Linked DNA regions of Homo sapiens: region 2 is linked to region 1. The links are chromatin loops, found by intact Hi-C in ENCODE. Cell type or tissue: Caco-2. All regions are shown on one strand. Each heading gives the region's core, and the rest is flanking DNA. Links, peaks and the distances in the headings are about the cores only.

Region 1 (8,339 bases), core at 247-8,246:
CCCCACCCCTTGCCCCAGTTAAAGAACAAAGTTATCTTGCTAAGGGAGTTTAGATTTGTGCCTTTCTAAAAAAATTAACTAGCTCAAATGTCAGTCTCCTTTTTAAAAACATAAAGTAATCTTATTTAAAGTATATTATTAGAAAGGAAACCTCTTTAAGAACAACACATTTTCATCTATTTAGCATGAATTCTATATTGCCTTAAAGAGATACGTTGAGCCAAAATGTTAAAATAAGAATCCCACATAACTCCTGGTCTAAAGAAAAGCATATAAAAATACACTGCTCAGCTGCCTTCAGAGAGATCTACCTTTTCCAAGAAGACTCAGAACGGGCTTCTGACCATCATAATCAGAATGCACTGCCTTCAGGAGCGGAAGGAACACTACATGGGGAGTCAGAAACCTGAGTTCAAATTCTGAGACTGGATCTTCAACATGCTAATTATGACTCAAATATCACGTCTATTATAACCTATTTACTCTCAACAGTGTCTTTATCTAATAAAATTATTCACCATTATATATGATCATTTGCCTTAGATGACATGAATCAGTTCCTTTATTCATATTAGCAATTGGTAGAGCTTGAATTAATGACAGTGCTTGGATTGTAATGCAATTTTCCTGACTGTTAAGTACTTGTTTCTTTATACCAGGCGCCTCCTAGTGGCAGAAATGCAGCAAAAAGGAGATTGAATCTTCAGTAATTTCTCTTCTAGGTGTAGGGATACAGGTTAGATTTCAGCTTAATTTTGTCTGACTTTTCTGTTAATTGATTAGTATCTCAAATGTCTCTACTCTTAACACATTAACATGGGCACAGGCTTGGCTTAGTATAGGTATATTGAAAGTGGCATTAAGTCAGGAGAAGCCCACGTTCTATCTTTGCTATAAGCTCCCTGTCGCTTAATTATATTTCTTCCTTTGCCTTTGTTTTCGTATATGTGGCTATTATTTCTTTCATGGTCATGATTCTCAATCAGAAATTATGTAGAGGTATTTACTTCACAGTTTTAAGTTTTTACTTACACTGCTTTTGATCTGAAAACATTGCAAGTCTTATTTCAACCTGGATATAACTTAGAAAACAAATAATTATGGTGCAGCAAAGAGAGGAAAAGCCTGATTTCCTTGATTCAAAGAAGCCTTTGGGTCTGGCTAAATAGACCGAGAATAAACATCCGGCGTTTGATTGATGCCTCCTAACTTGCAATTTTGTATATAAAGAGACAGAAAAGAGGGAGACACAAAAAGAAGCTCAATGCCACATCTAAACACTAAGGTAGAAGTCAGGAACACCCACTTCTGAGTTTGATGTAGCTGTTAAATTGTTGCTTGATTTTGGACAAGTAACAGTATAAAATGAGGAATCTGATCATCCTTCTGTTCTCTGCTCCCAACAAAGCTGTATGGTTGTCTTAGTTCCTTAGGGCTGCTGTTAGGTTGGTGCAAAAGCAATTGCAGTTTTTGCCATTACTTTTAACGGCAGAATACCATAACAGAATACCATGAATATATGTAACAGAATACTTAACACAATATAACAGAATACCATAAATCAGGTGCCTTCTAAACACAGAAATATATTTCTTACAGTCCTAAAGGCTGGAAAGTCCAAGATCAAGACACTGGCAGATTCAGGGTCTGGTGAGGGCCAGCTTCCTGGTTCATAGACAGCTGTCTTCTCTTGTGGTGTCCTCACATGGCAGAAGGAGCGAGGGAGCTCTCTGGGATCTCTTTTATAAGGGCACTAATCCCATTATGAGGGCTCTGTCCTCATGACCTGACCACCTCCCAAAGGCCCTGCCTCTGAATACCGTCACATTGGGAGTTAGGTCTCAATGTTTGAATGTTGTGAGGGTTATAAACATTCAGCCTATAGCAATGATTTACATAAAGTTTGTGGAATGAGACTGATAAAGTAATTACCAATAGCCAGTCAGGTTGGTATCAGAAAATTTCTTGCTGTAGTATGTTAGCTACGTGAGATAAACTTTTTGAAGATTAAACAAACCACAGCAGGGATATAGGTGAATGAATGCACCATTGTGCCACTGATTAACTTTTCTCCCATTTCTTATTCATATACTACTTAGATAAAATAATACTCTTTAATTTTTTTAAAGCCATAATAATAATTCCATTACACTAATCAGTACTAATCAGTGCTGGAGAACGATGAACAATCTGATGTCAGGCATCCAAATGTACTAAATTCATCCAAACCATCAGTTTTAAATCATTTATTTCCCTACCCAGGTTCTTCATAATTTCTATTCTGCCATCTTAGAAGTTATTTAGTTAAAAACAGTTCAATACATTCAAATCTACAGTAAATGTCTGACAATCTCTTTTAAGATGAATTATAGGGGACAATTGGTTTGCCAGGAGCATGCTAAGGTCAAGACCCTAAACATAACATAGTACAATGAACATAATTCCAATTGCTTTTTTCTGTTTAATATTAAAAAGAAAAGATTTTTTTGTCTACGTGCTTTTTTCAGATTTTCTTCAAGTGTTGACATGTAATAAACTTAAGTAGAAGCATCAGAAATAGCATAATGATTTGCTGCTACCAAGACAGGATTGATCTGAATTTGATTTAGCCATAGAAATACCTCCTGTGAGAGGAAGGCCAGGTGTAGTTTAGAGGAGGCAGATTTGGGCATTGCCACTCCCTGGTTTTCTTATCTCAGGTAAGTTACTTAGTGATATGGTTTGGCTGTGTCCCCACCCAAATCTCATCTTGATTTGTAACTCCCACAATTCCCATGCGTTGTAGGAAGAATCTGGTGGGAGGTGATTGAATTATGGGGGTGGGTCTTTCCTGTGCTGTTCTTGTGATAGTGAATGAGTCTCATGAGACCTGGTGCTTTAAAAACAAGAATTTACCTGCACAAGCTCTCTCTTTGCCTGCTGCCATTCATGTAAGACATGACTTGTTCCTCCTTGTCTCCCGCCATGTTTGTGAGGCTTCCCCAGCCACATGGAACTATAAGTCCAATTAAACCTCTTTCTTTGTAAATTGCCCAGTCTCAGGTATGTCTTTATCAGCAGTGTGAAAAGGGACTAATACACTTAGCCTGTGTCTAAAACTCAATATGCTCATGGGCAAGGTAGAGATAATAATCTCTGCCCATAGAGTTATTCTAAAGACTAAATAAGATAATATATGTAAAATACTTAAAGCCATGCCTGACATGTAGCAACTGCTCAATAAATGGTGGCTATTATTGTATCAATAATAAGTTTTCTCTTTTATTATTCTAGGATCAGTTAGCAAGAAATAATCCAACACAGTCAAACTTACAATAAATGTCTGACTTACCCTTTTAAGATAAATTGTTATATGAAACTAATATGAACCTTCTTTTAAAAACATGATTATTCAACATGCAATCTATTATGTTTTCCACAGTTTATTTTCAAAGAAAAGACAAATTCTGACCAAGTTTTTCATAGAAATAAAAACATCAAACAGTACCCTAATTTTGATGTATTGATCAGCTTACTATCTTGAACAAAATGGTGGCCAATAAAGACTTCTCAATGGACATGATGTCTGATACTTTGATACATTTTAATGAAAATCAAACAATGGAGAAGTGATAGAAATATATGTTTACTCTGAGCTCAAGAAATCTGAGAGAGGGCTGGTCACGGTGGCTCACACCTGTAATCCCAGCACTTTGGGAGGCCGAGGTGTATGGATCACCTGAGGTCAGGAGTTCAGGACCAGCCTGGCCAACATGGTGAAACCCCATCTCTACTAAAAATACAAACAAAATTAGCCTGGCGTGATGGCAGGCACCTGTAATCCCAGCTACTTGGGAGGCTGAGGCAGGAGAATCACCTGAACCTGGGAGGTGGAGGTTGCAGTGAGCCGAGATCGCGTGATTGCACTCCAGCCTGGGCGACAAGAGCAAGACTCTGTCTCAAAAATAAAAAATAAAACATAAAAAAGAATTCTGAGAGAAAAGCCTCCAAAAGTGAGATTTTTCTTGCTCTAATCAAGTCCAACTCTAACTTTGTTTTCTTTCTGCCTCCCTATTTCTGAGCCTATCTTGACAATCCAGTTTAGCAGCCACCTTAGCAGAGACAAAGAAAATACTGGACTCAACAATTTGAGGCCCAGATGGTCCTACTAAGTAACTTTAAGATGTGAAAGCACTTTGGGTTCCATAGAGTACTTTGGGTTCATTAGTACAATCTTGAAATCCTTCTTAAATAACATTAACTCATACATGCAATCAATAGCCCTAACTGATTTATATCAATTCTAACTAACAATTATTTTTGAAAATGAGTTTTGTGGATAGAATACAAAACATACTGTCTCAAAAGTATCCGTGACCTTCTAATTCTTCATATTGTTGTCCATATTTATCATTGCAAGAATAGAGATACATCTGAGTATCAAATGTTTAAGAAAGTCTACTGACAAAACAATAAATTAAATGGAATACTTACCCATGTTTCCACTAAAATAGTCTATATCAGACTTTAGAATTGATATAGAAACCCCCACACAGTGTTTACTTTGATCAGTTTGCAGAAACTGAATAAATATTATGTTTCTTATTTAAATTTTAAAATATCTTCCAGGGAAGAATTTAAATGATAGGTATAGAATGTTGCTTCTTCAGTCTACAGCAAGAGCTTAGTATTTAGGCAAAGACCCCGTGAGGGAGAAGCTACACGGCCGTTACTCAATAGCGACATCTGCTGTTATCACAGGAGTATGCTTTCCCATATTAGGAAGCTCTGCTCTTTGGCAATGGGGTAGCTGGAATGACAGTCAACTCTCAGGCATAAAGAGGCTTATTCTCTAATTTGTGGGTTTTCTCGGTCTTTAGTGACTCTTCATTCCCCCACCTGCACTCTGCCTATTGTCTGAAAGGTTAATCTTAGCTTTCTTACCAGAAGTTAAGTAAGCAGAGAATAAAAACTGAACCTCATATCAATCAATATTGTTCCTGTTATTCGATGGTTTAAAATATACTGTTTCCTGGCCGGGCATGGTGGCTCATGCCCGTAATCCCAGCACTTTGAGAGGCCAAGGTGGGTGGATCACCTGAGGTCAGGAGTTCGAGACCTGACTGACTAACATGATGAAACCCCGTCTCTACTAAAAATACAAAAATTAGCGGGGTGTGGTGGTGGGCACCTGTAATCCCAGCTACTCAGGAAGCTGAGGCAGGAGAATTGCTTGAACCCAGGAGGCGGAGTTTGCAGTGAGCCAAGATCGTGCCATTGCACTCCAGCCTGGGCCACAAGAGTGAAACTCTATCTCAAAAAAAAAAAAAAAAAAAAAATACTGTTTCCTTACAGAAGAATTCCAAATAATATAGGTATATATTTCCCCATCTCCCACTCCACCAAAGAGGTGGAATTTATCCCCCTAACCCTTGAAGATAGACTCCACTGAATGACTCACTTACAAAGACTAGAGTATGGAAAGGGAAAAATAGTAACTTTTCGGTGGAGAAGGCTGGCAGATGCTACCTTAACCCAGTGACTCAGGTGAGCATTGCCAATAATGTCATATGGACACCAACTACACCTGATATTATATGAAAAAAGGGCACTTCAGCATCATGGTTTTCCTTCCAAAATCCCATGACTCCAACAGACCAACCCGGATTGGGGGCTGTCCTACAAAATACCTGACCAGAACTCCTCAAAACTGTCAAAATCATGAAAATCAAGGAATGACTTAGAAACTGTTGCAGAGCAGAGGAGACTACAGAGACCTGAGGATTAAATGCAGCATAGTATTCTGCATGGGATCCTGGAGCTGAAAAAGGACATTAGGAGAAAAACTGGGATATCAGTTTGGTGAAAGTATAGGATTTAGTTAATAGTCCTGTATCAATGTTGGTTTTTTTCATTTGGACATATTTACCATTGTATAACAATGATAACATTAGGGGAAACTAAAACTGAGTGAGGGGTGTATGGGAACTCTTCGTATTATCTTTGCAAATTTTCCGTAAATTTCCAAGTATTCCAAGATACAATTTAAAAAATATATGTATATTAAGAACTTGCTCTATGTCTTTCTCTGTGCTGGACATTCTTGTGGATAACACTTCACTTCTTTTTTTTTTTTTTTTTTTTAATAGAGATTGGGCATCCCTATGTTGCCCAGGTCTCAAACTTCTGGCCTCAAGAGATTCTCCCTCCTCAGCCTCCCAAAGTGCTGGATTATAGGCATGAGCCAATATGCCCACCTACACCTCACATTGATGGACATGGCACAGATTAGAATGTGTTTTCAGATATTTTTTTCTCATGTAAACTTCCACAACAGCCATGTGAGGCAGGCCAGATGGGATTATTTCCATCTAGAGATGAAAAAACAAACTCAGAGAAGTTTTATCCGGCTAAAAGTCATACAAGGAGTTAAATGCAAAGCCAGAACTCACCCACAGGACTTGGCATCATCTTCAAAATGTTTTCTACTCCTCACAACAAGTTTCTTATCTTTAAATTCTAATAAAGAAGAGAGAGGAGGAAGATGGAGGATCGGAGACAGGGCTAACGTGCAGCTCCCATTTGGAAAGACAGAACATGTGGAGACTCACGCCATGGACTTTTGCTCCAGGAACCACCACAGAAAAGTACCAGGAAAACCAAAACAATTCACAGATCCTTTGAAAGAAGTAGCAGGCCACTGCAAATTCCATGAGACAGGTGAAAAGCTGTGAGTTCCCAAAGTGTGAGAGGAGGGGCAAACCTGCCTCCAAACACACATCCCCACTGGGGAACCTGAAAATCCAGATTGTGGGAGAAGGATTTAACCTTACCTAGAGCCAAAACAGATTTAGCATGAATATAAAAGCAGAAGCAGTAGTGGAAAGAGCCATGTAGGAACTCCCAGCCTCCAACTCAAGCCCAGAGGAGCCATCCTTGACTATATCTCACGGGGGCCCTCAGGGAAGGCAGCCAGCAGAATTTGAGAGGAGGTCACAGGGTAAAATAAACTTCCAACTGAACTTTGTAATAATTTCGGCTGTGCACAAAGTGTTGAGCAGAATCTGGGTAGTAAATGGGAACTGCTGCAGAAAGAAGAGCAGAAGACATAGCTGACAGTGTGGGGAGATGGGGAGGGGTGAGGGGCAAAGCCTGAAAGCCATGCTTGCTTTTTCAGCAGAGAAGCTTATAGCCTGGGGCAAGGTCTGAGTCCTGCACTCAGGCTTCCTGGAGATAAACTCAGAGCTGTTAGCAGGGCACACCCAAAGTGAGACCAGCATCACCAACTGTGTGGAAGCTGGGTGAGGCCTATTGCTACCAGCTTTCCCCCACTTCCCTGGTGAAAGAGGCAGCCATAATTCCCTCTAGAACATAACCCCATTGGCCTGAGAATCACCCCCCCCATCCCCCACAGTGGCCACAGCAAGACCCACCCAAAAATAGTCTGAGCTCAGACCCGCCTAACCCTGTCCCCACCTGATGGCATTTCTCTACCCACCCTGGTAGGCAATGACAAGAGACATAAACCCTTGGGAGCTTTATGGCCCTGCCCATTGCCTGAGAAACCTAAATACTGATCCTGGCCAACTTAGGGCAAGCTTACGTCCCCCTTCTACTATGGCAGCTGGTGCTCTTTAAAGCACCACCTCCTGGCTGGAGACCAACCAACTCAGGATATCACAGCAAGTCACGACAGAATAACCTTGCTCCGAGGAAGAAGAAGCTAATTCCATTGCCTGCAACATCCTGGCTAACCAGAGGTCCTGAGTCTCTTCACATGACAACTTCTCTGCTAGCATAATCAGCATTCAAGAAAGCCAGCACATTAAACATATCTACAACCAAGGACTCTCACACAGTCTATTTCACCCCCCTGCCACCTCCACCAAAGCAGGTGCTGGTGCTAGTATCTATAGCTGGGAGATCTGAAGATGGATCACATCACAAGACTTTTTGCAGAAATTCTCCAGGACCAGCCTGGAGCCCACTGGGTGGCTAGACCCAAAAGAGCAATAACAATCACTGCAGTCTGGCTCTCAGGAAGCCCCATCCCTAGGGGAAGGGGTAGTGCACCACATCAAGGGATCACTCTGCAGGACAAAAGAATCTGAACAGAAGCGCTTGAGTTCTAGATTTTTTTCACTGAAATAGTCTACCCAAATGGGAAGGACTCAGGAAAGTAATTCTGGTAATATGACAAAACACGGTTCTAGAACACTCCCAGAACACCACACTAGCTTCCCAGCAATGAATCCAAACCAAGAAGAAATCTCTGAATTGCCAGATGAATAATTCAGCAGGTTGATTATTGAGCTACTTAAGGAGATACCAGAGAAAGGTGAAAACCAACTTAAATAATT
Region 2 (8,339 bases), core at 146-8,145, 640 kb before region 1:
TTACACTATAACTAGTTCTTTCTTTTTCTGGGTCTGTATTGATACCCCTCTCCCCAGCCCCCATGTTGCCACATGTGTTTCATCTACTTCTTTGGCGAGGATAAGTTTCACTTCCTAACATAATTAGAGAAATTCAAGGAGGTTGCAGGAAGCAAGGAGGGATATTGTACAAATCGTAGGTCCCTAGATTTTATCATCAAACAAAAATAAAAGTACTCTCTTGAATACAAATGAATACTTGGCATCTACCCTAATAATGCCTGGAAGCACTTTGGAGCCTCACTACTTGCTGCATTCATTTCCAGAGAAGTCTGAAATTTAAGGCCTCTAACTGATGTTTTTATCATTTTTAGTTATCTTAGATGTTTTTAAGTTCATTCTGTTGCCACTTTGGTGTCATTCTTACAAACCGAGAATTGTTTCTAGTTCTCTTGGCTCTTGATTACAAGCAGCAATAAGTGCCAGCCTTGTAACACTGGCAATCTCTTAAGTACATCACTCTTTATAGCTCTCAGACTGTCCAGGAGTGATTCAGCTGCCTCATCTGTGGCCATCTGCCTGTGTGCAAAAGTGATCTCTCTTCTATCATTGCCGAGTCCCTTCCTGGAAGCTGCTGGAGCTTAGCAGATAAACCAGATTTGAGTCAAAGAAACACCTTCATCAGCTAACAAGTAAGTTTCCAAAGAGGATACACAAAGGCTTGGGATCCCAGTAGATTTCTGATACTTCAGGAAAGTTATCCACACAGGCATGAAAGTCAGAATCTCAACAGATTTCAAGGACATTCAGAGCCAGGGTGCACTTACATTTTGTAATTCTTACCTGGATTGTATTTAATTGCCCCCTTTTATTCCAGCAACGTTTAATATACAAGAACAACAATGCGCAAAAGACAGGTTCCATGTTGGCTACATCTAAGTCACCAGCTTTATGAAAATAGAGGTTTCTTAGCCCACTCAAGACTGCTTCAAGCCTGGGTTTGAAGTAAGGCTTGGAAATTGGTATTTTGTTTTGTTTTGTTAAATTCTCCCCAGGGAACACTGATATGCGGCTAGAGTTGGGACCTACTTGGCTAAGTTGCTCAGTACGTTACTGAGCATCCTCTTAACCCAAGACCTGCTACCAAACTTCCTCAAGGTACAGTAAGCTGCTGGTTACCTTTTAATTCAGGGAAAATTCTCAGTAAAACTGTGAAAAGAAACCCCTTTCTCATGCAAATAATTGACAGACCCAATCTTCTGTTCAAGTCCTATCCTTGTTGGCCCCAACACTAGGCAGTTCTCCCTCCATGTGTGAACTGCACAACACTTACCTTGGCTCTCGCTTCCCGGGTGGCCTCAGCCTCGGCTGCCATGGATCTCTGCAACTGCACGGGAATCCGAACATCTTTGATTTCCACTCGGGCCACCCGGATCCCCCACAGTTCGGTGGCATCATCAAGTAAAGTCTGTTTCCAAATTAAAAGGGAAGACTAATAAGAAAGACAGGTGATATGATGTATGTTTCTGATATGTTTTATACTTTCAAGATACATTTTTCTTTTTTTTCTTTTTCTTTTGCATTTACAGCATTTGGAGTGAGACAATTTAGGAAGAGAATAAGAGTTAATATTCTTATTGATCATTTTTTGGAATTTAAAGTGAATCTCTTTAAGAATTCAGGAATTAAATCTGGCAGACCTTTTAGTGGGTGTCTATCAGCAGGATCTACCCCAAAACCAATCCCAAGGAGGTATATGAGATCCATCTAGATTTGAGAAAATATCCCAAATGTGCTTGTACCTGGTATCAAGCAGGCAGCAATGAACGGGTTTCTCAGACAGACCTGGATTTTGCTTTGGCTCTGCCATTTGCAGTTGTGAATCATAGGGACAGTTTCTTAACTTATCTGGCTCTCAGTTTTCTTACCTATAAAAGGTTTTCTTTCAGGACTGTTATTAGATATGGAGACAATACATATAAGATATCTCTCAGTACCCAGCAATGACTCAATGCATATTATTATTGGGTCCTTTTTGAGATATTATTTATCTCGCTCTGTTTAACTTCTGCTCTATGGCCAGCTTTAAAGAAGCAAGGCATATTTTTCAAGGCAGAAGCAGCCTAAAGTCAAAGATACTCTTGTCTTTCGTAAAAGCTTAAAACCATTGAAGATATCTTGCTGGTCATCCTGGAGAAGATGAGTGTCTTGAGAAATGGTAGGATCAAAAGGATAGCTCCCCTAAAGAGGTGGGGGCAGTGATCCCTCCCTTGCCTTTCTGTGATCCCTGCAGGATATGACACCTGAGATACTGAGACCTCACAAGAAGTCAGTGACCTGGCTGTGGATGGGATACCTTTGAGTTGTTAAATTCGTGGGGCACATATAAACAATATGGAGAATTATCATGCAGAACTCCTACTGCCTTATAAAAGCTTGGGACCTTTCCTCTACTGTAGGGACTAGAGGAGAGGCCAAGAAGAACCAAAGCTGAATTTCTTTATATAATTGACTTACAGAAAGGAAGCTCAGAACCCAAATGTAATTCATCTAAGAAAATACAGAAGTATTCTTGTCCATAAACTCGTGTGTGTGAGAGATGAGATCGATAGCTGTTACCTCTTTATTGATATCATAATTATCATTACTATTAATGTTATTAGTGATATTGGTGGCATGGTGTAAGAATTTCTAGAGATGATAGGTCTATGCTGTCTCAATTGAATTTAACTTTCACACTTTATTTAAATATATAGGCTACCTGAGAAATGGCTGCACTTCTGGAATAATCTAACCTAAAAATAAATCTGATCTCTAACTTCTTCAAAAAAGACTATACTTGTAAGACGTTAATTCATAAGTTTGAATTCCAAAGAAAATGGATAAGGAGCACATTTTCAGCAACTGCTTTCTTGCACTCAGATATTTAAATATATTTCTTGCAGTAACAGGTAAGTGAAATCACAACTGAAGCTCACCTCTAGAGCAGTTGTCTGTGTGTGAGTGTGTGCAAGCATGCATGTGGTGGGGGATGCTTTGAACTGCTGACATTTAATAATCACTGATAATTAAAATTAACAAGTTAAAGATACAGGCTATTAGTTCATGGTGTCTTTACCTGGATGCTATGGGCGATCTCTTCTCGTCCAGCTAAGATCTGGGACAAGGTCTGTGTCCCTAAGACATTTCTCAGAGTGGTTTGAGCCAGCAGAAATGTTGCTTGATGGACATCGTTGACATTAGCCACTGCTGAGACAGCACTATAGATTCTGTAATAGACAACTCCATCTACCTGAGTAGTTACGGAGTCTCTGGTGAGGATCTGTGGAGTAAGAACAGGGCAAAATCACTTATTTATGACTTTCACCACTACTGACAAAGTGACAGCCAGCCCAAGAGCCATCCTCCACAGAAGGAGAGCAGTAACGACAACTCATGCTACAGTCACCTAAAACCTGTCCTGGCTTGGATAGAATATCTTCCCAGCTGATACGCAATTCCTCTAAAGATGTCATCATACCTACCCCTGTGACTTCATCTTTAAGAAGCTTTTACATCCTATAGGCAGAAACCCTTGACTTGACATGCTAAGAACAGGCCCTTCCATTTTAAATGTTAACAGTACAGCCCTTGTGTCATTCTATTATCTTCAGTCTTCTAAGCAGAAGTAGAACACTTGTTTCCCTGATACCTGTACTCTTTTTTCTTTTCAGTTTTTATCAGACTTGAAGCAGTGATTCTTAGAAAACATAGATGGCACCAGAGACCATGTAAAGAAAAATCGATTTCGCTCTATGGAGAGGCTCAGCATCAATCATTCTGAATAATGTGACAGGATGTTTTGGAGCAAATGAGAGATTTCTGGGTATACTATGGAAGCAGAACCTAGAACTGTCCATTACAGAGCTAGAAAAGTCCCTACTGTAGGTCACTAAGCATCCCAACCTCTCCTGACTGCAGCTGAATTCTTTCTTTTTTTTTTTTGAGATGGAGTTTGGCTCCGTCACCCAGGCTGGACTGCAGTGGCGCAATCTCTGCTCACTGCAACCTCCGTCTCCCAGGTGCAAGTGACTCTCCTGCCTCAGTCTCCTGAGTAGCTGGGATTACAGGTGCATGCCACCATGCCCAGCTAATTTTTGTATTTTTAGTAGAGATGAGGTTTCGCCATGTTGGCCAGGCTGGTCTTGAACTCCTGACCTTAAGTAATCCTCCTGCCTCAGCCTCTCAAAGTGCTATGATTACAGGCGTGAGCCACCATGTCTGACCTGGGGCTGAATTCAAAAGTAAGTATTCTGCAGTTCCTAAGTGACATGAAGACATCATGTTTGAGTCCTGGTTGAGTTTCCTGAACCAGACAGAAGAAAATTAACATATATTTATAAATGTTGATTTTCGTCTTCTTATCACCATTGCCCTCCCATATCGTAGGTCCTGAATTTCTCTTCCTCTAACCTGAACCACTTTGGTTATGAGAGGGTGATATGATAATTGGTAACTCTATTCCTCTTCCCTATTGCTGAGTTACTATTTTGGTTATTTACTTGTAGTACTTCAAGAATTAAAAGACTTATGTGGGCTGGGTGCAGTGGCTCAGGCCTTTTATGCCTGCACTTTGGGAGGCCGAAGCAGGCAGATTACCTGAGGTCAGGAGTTCGAGAGACCAGTCTGGCCAACATGGTGAAACCCTGTCTCCACTAAAAATACAAAAATTAGCTGGGCGTGGTGACAGGCACCTGTAATCCCAGCTACTTGGGAGGCTGAGGCAGGAGAATCACTTGAACCCGGGAGGTAGAGGTTGCAATGAGCCGAGATTGCACCACTGCACTCCAGCCTGGGCGACAAGAGTGAAACTCTGTCTCAAAAGAAAAAAACAAACAAACAAAAAAAAGACTTACGCAAAATACAAACACAAGTGGGCCCTGTACAGCCTCTCCTCTGTCCTTATGCCTGCCCCCTCTATTGCATCCAAACACAGAAATAATTTAAAGTCAGAAGCAAATGTGACTCATGTGGATATTACAAAAAATTCTGAGAAGGTGATAGAGAGGGTGGTATCAAAACCAGCCACTGCCTTCCATCTGCCCTCTGTCAGATTCAATTCAGCTCCTTCATACAGTGACTGTCTGTCTCTTCCAAGCCTCTGCTCTGTCATTCTCCATCCCAGCTTCCCTGCTAACTAGATCTCTGCTGTCAGGCTTTCTCACACCAGGCCATTCTAAGTCTTCTAGCAATTCAGCCCTTGCTCTTGGCTTCATTCTCATTTGGCAAAACACATTCTTTGTAGTTTTGGGAGCCACCAAGGAAGGGCAATTCAAGCAGGTCTCTGCGGGTACTCAGCTCATCTTCCCTCCTATAGTTTAAAAGTGAACTATAAAATTGTAATTGTCCTTATAATAGAGAAAATACAAGTTTAATTTCGAGTGACATATCCTTAATCAGTACTACCTCTTGTGGAGGAATGTTGCAAGTAACTGTTCGGAGGTCAACTTTGACAAACACATCTATGCATGGCAGGACCAGGATCAAACCTATGAGAGAAAAAATCAGTTTAAAATGTTGCTCTGTTGAAAATAACTACAAGTAGTCTCATAGCAGCATAGTGCATCATTTACATGGGGCGATACATGTTTCTCAGATGATCCTCAATATGCACACATGAAACTCTGAGGAAAATGATTTCATCCTCTAGGTCAGTGACTAAAGAAAAGTAATTGCCTGCGAAGTGAAGTCTTTTGGTAAGAAGCTAAAGATCCCTGACATTTAATTTTTGGTTTTTATTTTTAAAACAATCTACTTCTATCCAAGTGTTTAATTGGACATTAACTAAAAATAATATTCTGACCAATTGTGAAAAGCATCTTTGGGACAAGTGGAAAATTTGAACACAGAATGCATATTAAAAGATGTTAAGGCTGGGCGCGGTGGCTCACGCCTGTAATCCCAGCACTCTGGGAGGCCGAGGCAGGCAGATCACCTGAGGTCAGGAGTTCAAGACCAGCCTGGCCAACATGGTGAAGCCCCGTCTCTACTAAAAAAAAAAAAAAAAAAAAAAAAAAAAAAAAAAAATTATCTGGGCATGGTCACACATGCCTGTAATCCCAGCTACTCGGGAGGCTGAAGCAGAAGAATTGCTTGAACCCAGGAGGCAAAGGTTGCAGTGAGCCAAGATCGTGCCACTGCACTCCAGCCTGGGCAACAAAAGCAAAACTCTGTCAAAAAAAAAAAATTAAGGTGTTCTTGTTCATTGTACTGGTTGTGATAATGGCATATGTCTTAGTCTGTTCAGGCTGCTGTAACAAAATACCATAAACTGGGTGGCTTATAAACAACAGAAGTTTATTTCATATAGTTCTGCAGCCTGGGAAGTCCAAGATCAAGATGCTCATAGATGCAGTGTCTTGTGAGGGCCCATTTCCAGATTTATAGATGGTCATGTGGTGTCCTGGGAGGGACATGACAGCTCCCTGAGACTTCCTTTACAAGGCCACTAATTCCACTCGTGAGGGTGATTCCCTTATGATCTAATTACCTCCCAGGGTCCTCACCTCCTAATATCATTACACTGCTGATTGGGTTCAACCTATGAATTTTGGGGGGACACAAATACTCAGACCAAAGCAGCATGGTGTTAATAAAGTTCTTATCAGCTAGATATACAGACTAAAGTGTTTAGAGGAAAAATGACATGATCTGGTATTCTGTATTTGCTCTAAAATACTGCACCAAAAAAATAAAATATTTTGGAAAGTAGTTTTCTTATAATAAAGATACTTATGTAACAGATTCAAGTAATAGATTTGGCTTTGAATATCAGTGACTGCCAACATTCTCAGTCAATTTAAATAGTAATGAAGGATTATTGAATTAAAATCTTCCCAGGGTCTCACATTCCTCTAAATCAATGTATTCCAGAGTTAATAGTTTATCCACAGCCATGATCTAATTCATGTACAATAGCATTCTCCTGCTGTAAACACATCTACTTCTTTCTGATTTGTGAGGCATTAAGTTGGAGCTGGGTCAGGGAAGGATGGGCATAAGAAAGTTCATTTAAGGACCCTGGGAACTCTTAACATTAACCTGGTGAATGTTGTTCTTTACTGTGAGAGCTACAAAGATTAGAACCACAAGGAATGTCAGCAAGATGGGGACACTAATATATTTCCATTAATCAAAAAGGCTTTGCATTATTGTTTTTGTTTTCACAGCAGAAACCAGTTCTGGGGCCAAACACCGTGTAAAGGGGTGGCAGTATCACCACCCCTTTACACAGTGTTTGGTGAAGTGCTTTCTTTCTTTTGGCCTCTAAACCTTACTTCCATTTTTGGTGCCAGGTCACTGTGGTTAAGATCATGGACCTGAGAACTAGACAGAGTTAAGTCCCAACCTACTACCTAGTAGCCTTGTGACCAGGGAAAACTCACCTAACACTTCGGTTACCTAATATATATAAGCTGGTAGTGAAGATTAAGCATGATTCAACATCATGATGAAATAAAGTACTAAATACAGTGCCAGGTATGTATTAAATGCTCATGAAGTGTCAGTTATTATTCAAGAATAATTTACAATTTATGAAAGTGGAGAGGTTTTCCATTAGCAATTTGGCTTGTTTCCCTCTTGTCCTTATGACATGCTGAGGTAACTCATTAACCCCAGAGACACGTATGACGAGAGTTGTTATCCTGAGACATTTAATAGTGAAATCTTAGGGGAAAATTCATTTAAAAATGGTATATTTTTCTCTAGAGGCCTCCAAGTTCTGTCTGTTCTGCTTCTCTTGGATCCAATTTTATTTTAACTTATAATCTTAGCCCCACCAGGTGGAACACAACCAGGAGGAAGTTAATCCTGGGCTGTTATACCTCAGTTGAATGACTCTTGCTTTGCCAAACTCACAAGAACATCTATAAGTAGTTTTTACCTTCTTTTTCTTAGGTCCTTTATGAAATTAGACAAGTAAGATTATACTTGAAATGGCTGCTGGGCGTGGTGGCTCATGCTTGTAATCCCAGCACTTTGAGAGGTCGAGACGGGCGGATCACCTGAGGTCAGGAGTTCAAGACCAGTCAGGCCAACATGGTGAAACCCCATCTCTACAAAAATTAGCCGCTTATGATAGTGGGTGCCTGTAATCCCAGCTACTCGGGAGGCTAAGGTGAGAAAATCACTTGAACCTGGAAGGCAGAGGTTGCAGTGAGCCGAGATCACGCCACTGCACTCCAGCCTGGGCGACAGAGCGAGACTCTGTCTCAGAAAAAAAAAAAGAAAAACAAAAAAAAGAAGGAAAGCCAAGAAGCCTCCTTCACAAGCTTCTCCTCTTGAAGTTTCCCATAATTTTTTTATATATTAACAGATCC

The links. Peaks named below come from ENCODE experiments on the same cell type or tissue, not always from the same donor. Only the 100,000 strongest peaks of a DNase experiment are listed, where the experiment ranks them.
Region 2: it touches region 1 in a loop (19-fold over the local background); 11 of 110 quality-filtered maps call a loop at or near these places.

What each region holds. Positions count from the first base shown.
Region 1 is chr13:39,611,561-39,619,899 of GRCh38, forward strand. No RefSeq gene overlaps it. Among named protein-coding and RNA genes, the nearest start is that of LHFPL6, 13 kb to the left of the region's middle. In Caco-2, for the core only: CTCF peaks have their summits at 673 (motif pointing left) and 4,726 (motif pointing left); DNase peaks (open chromatin) are centred at 651 and 4,731.
Region 2 is chr13:38,967,088-38,975,426 of GRCh38, forward strand. STOML3 (stomatin like 3) reads right to left here. Exons shown (of 7, transcript NM_145286.3): 4 at 5,425-5,507; 5 at 3,098-3,301; 6 at 1,313-1,447. Among named protein-coding and RNA genes, the nearest start is that of STOML3, 20 kb to the right of the region's middle. In Caco-2, for the core only: a CTCF peak has its summit at 3,770; no DNase peak of the experiment used is centred there.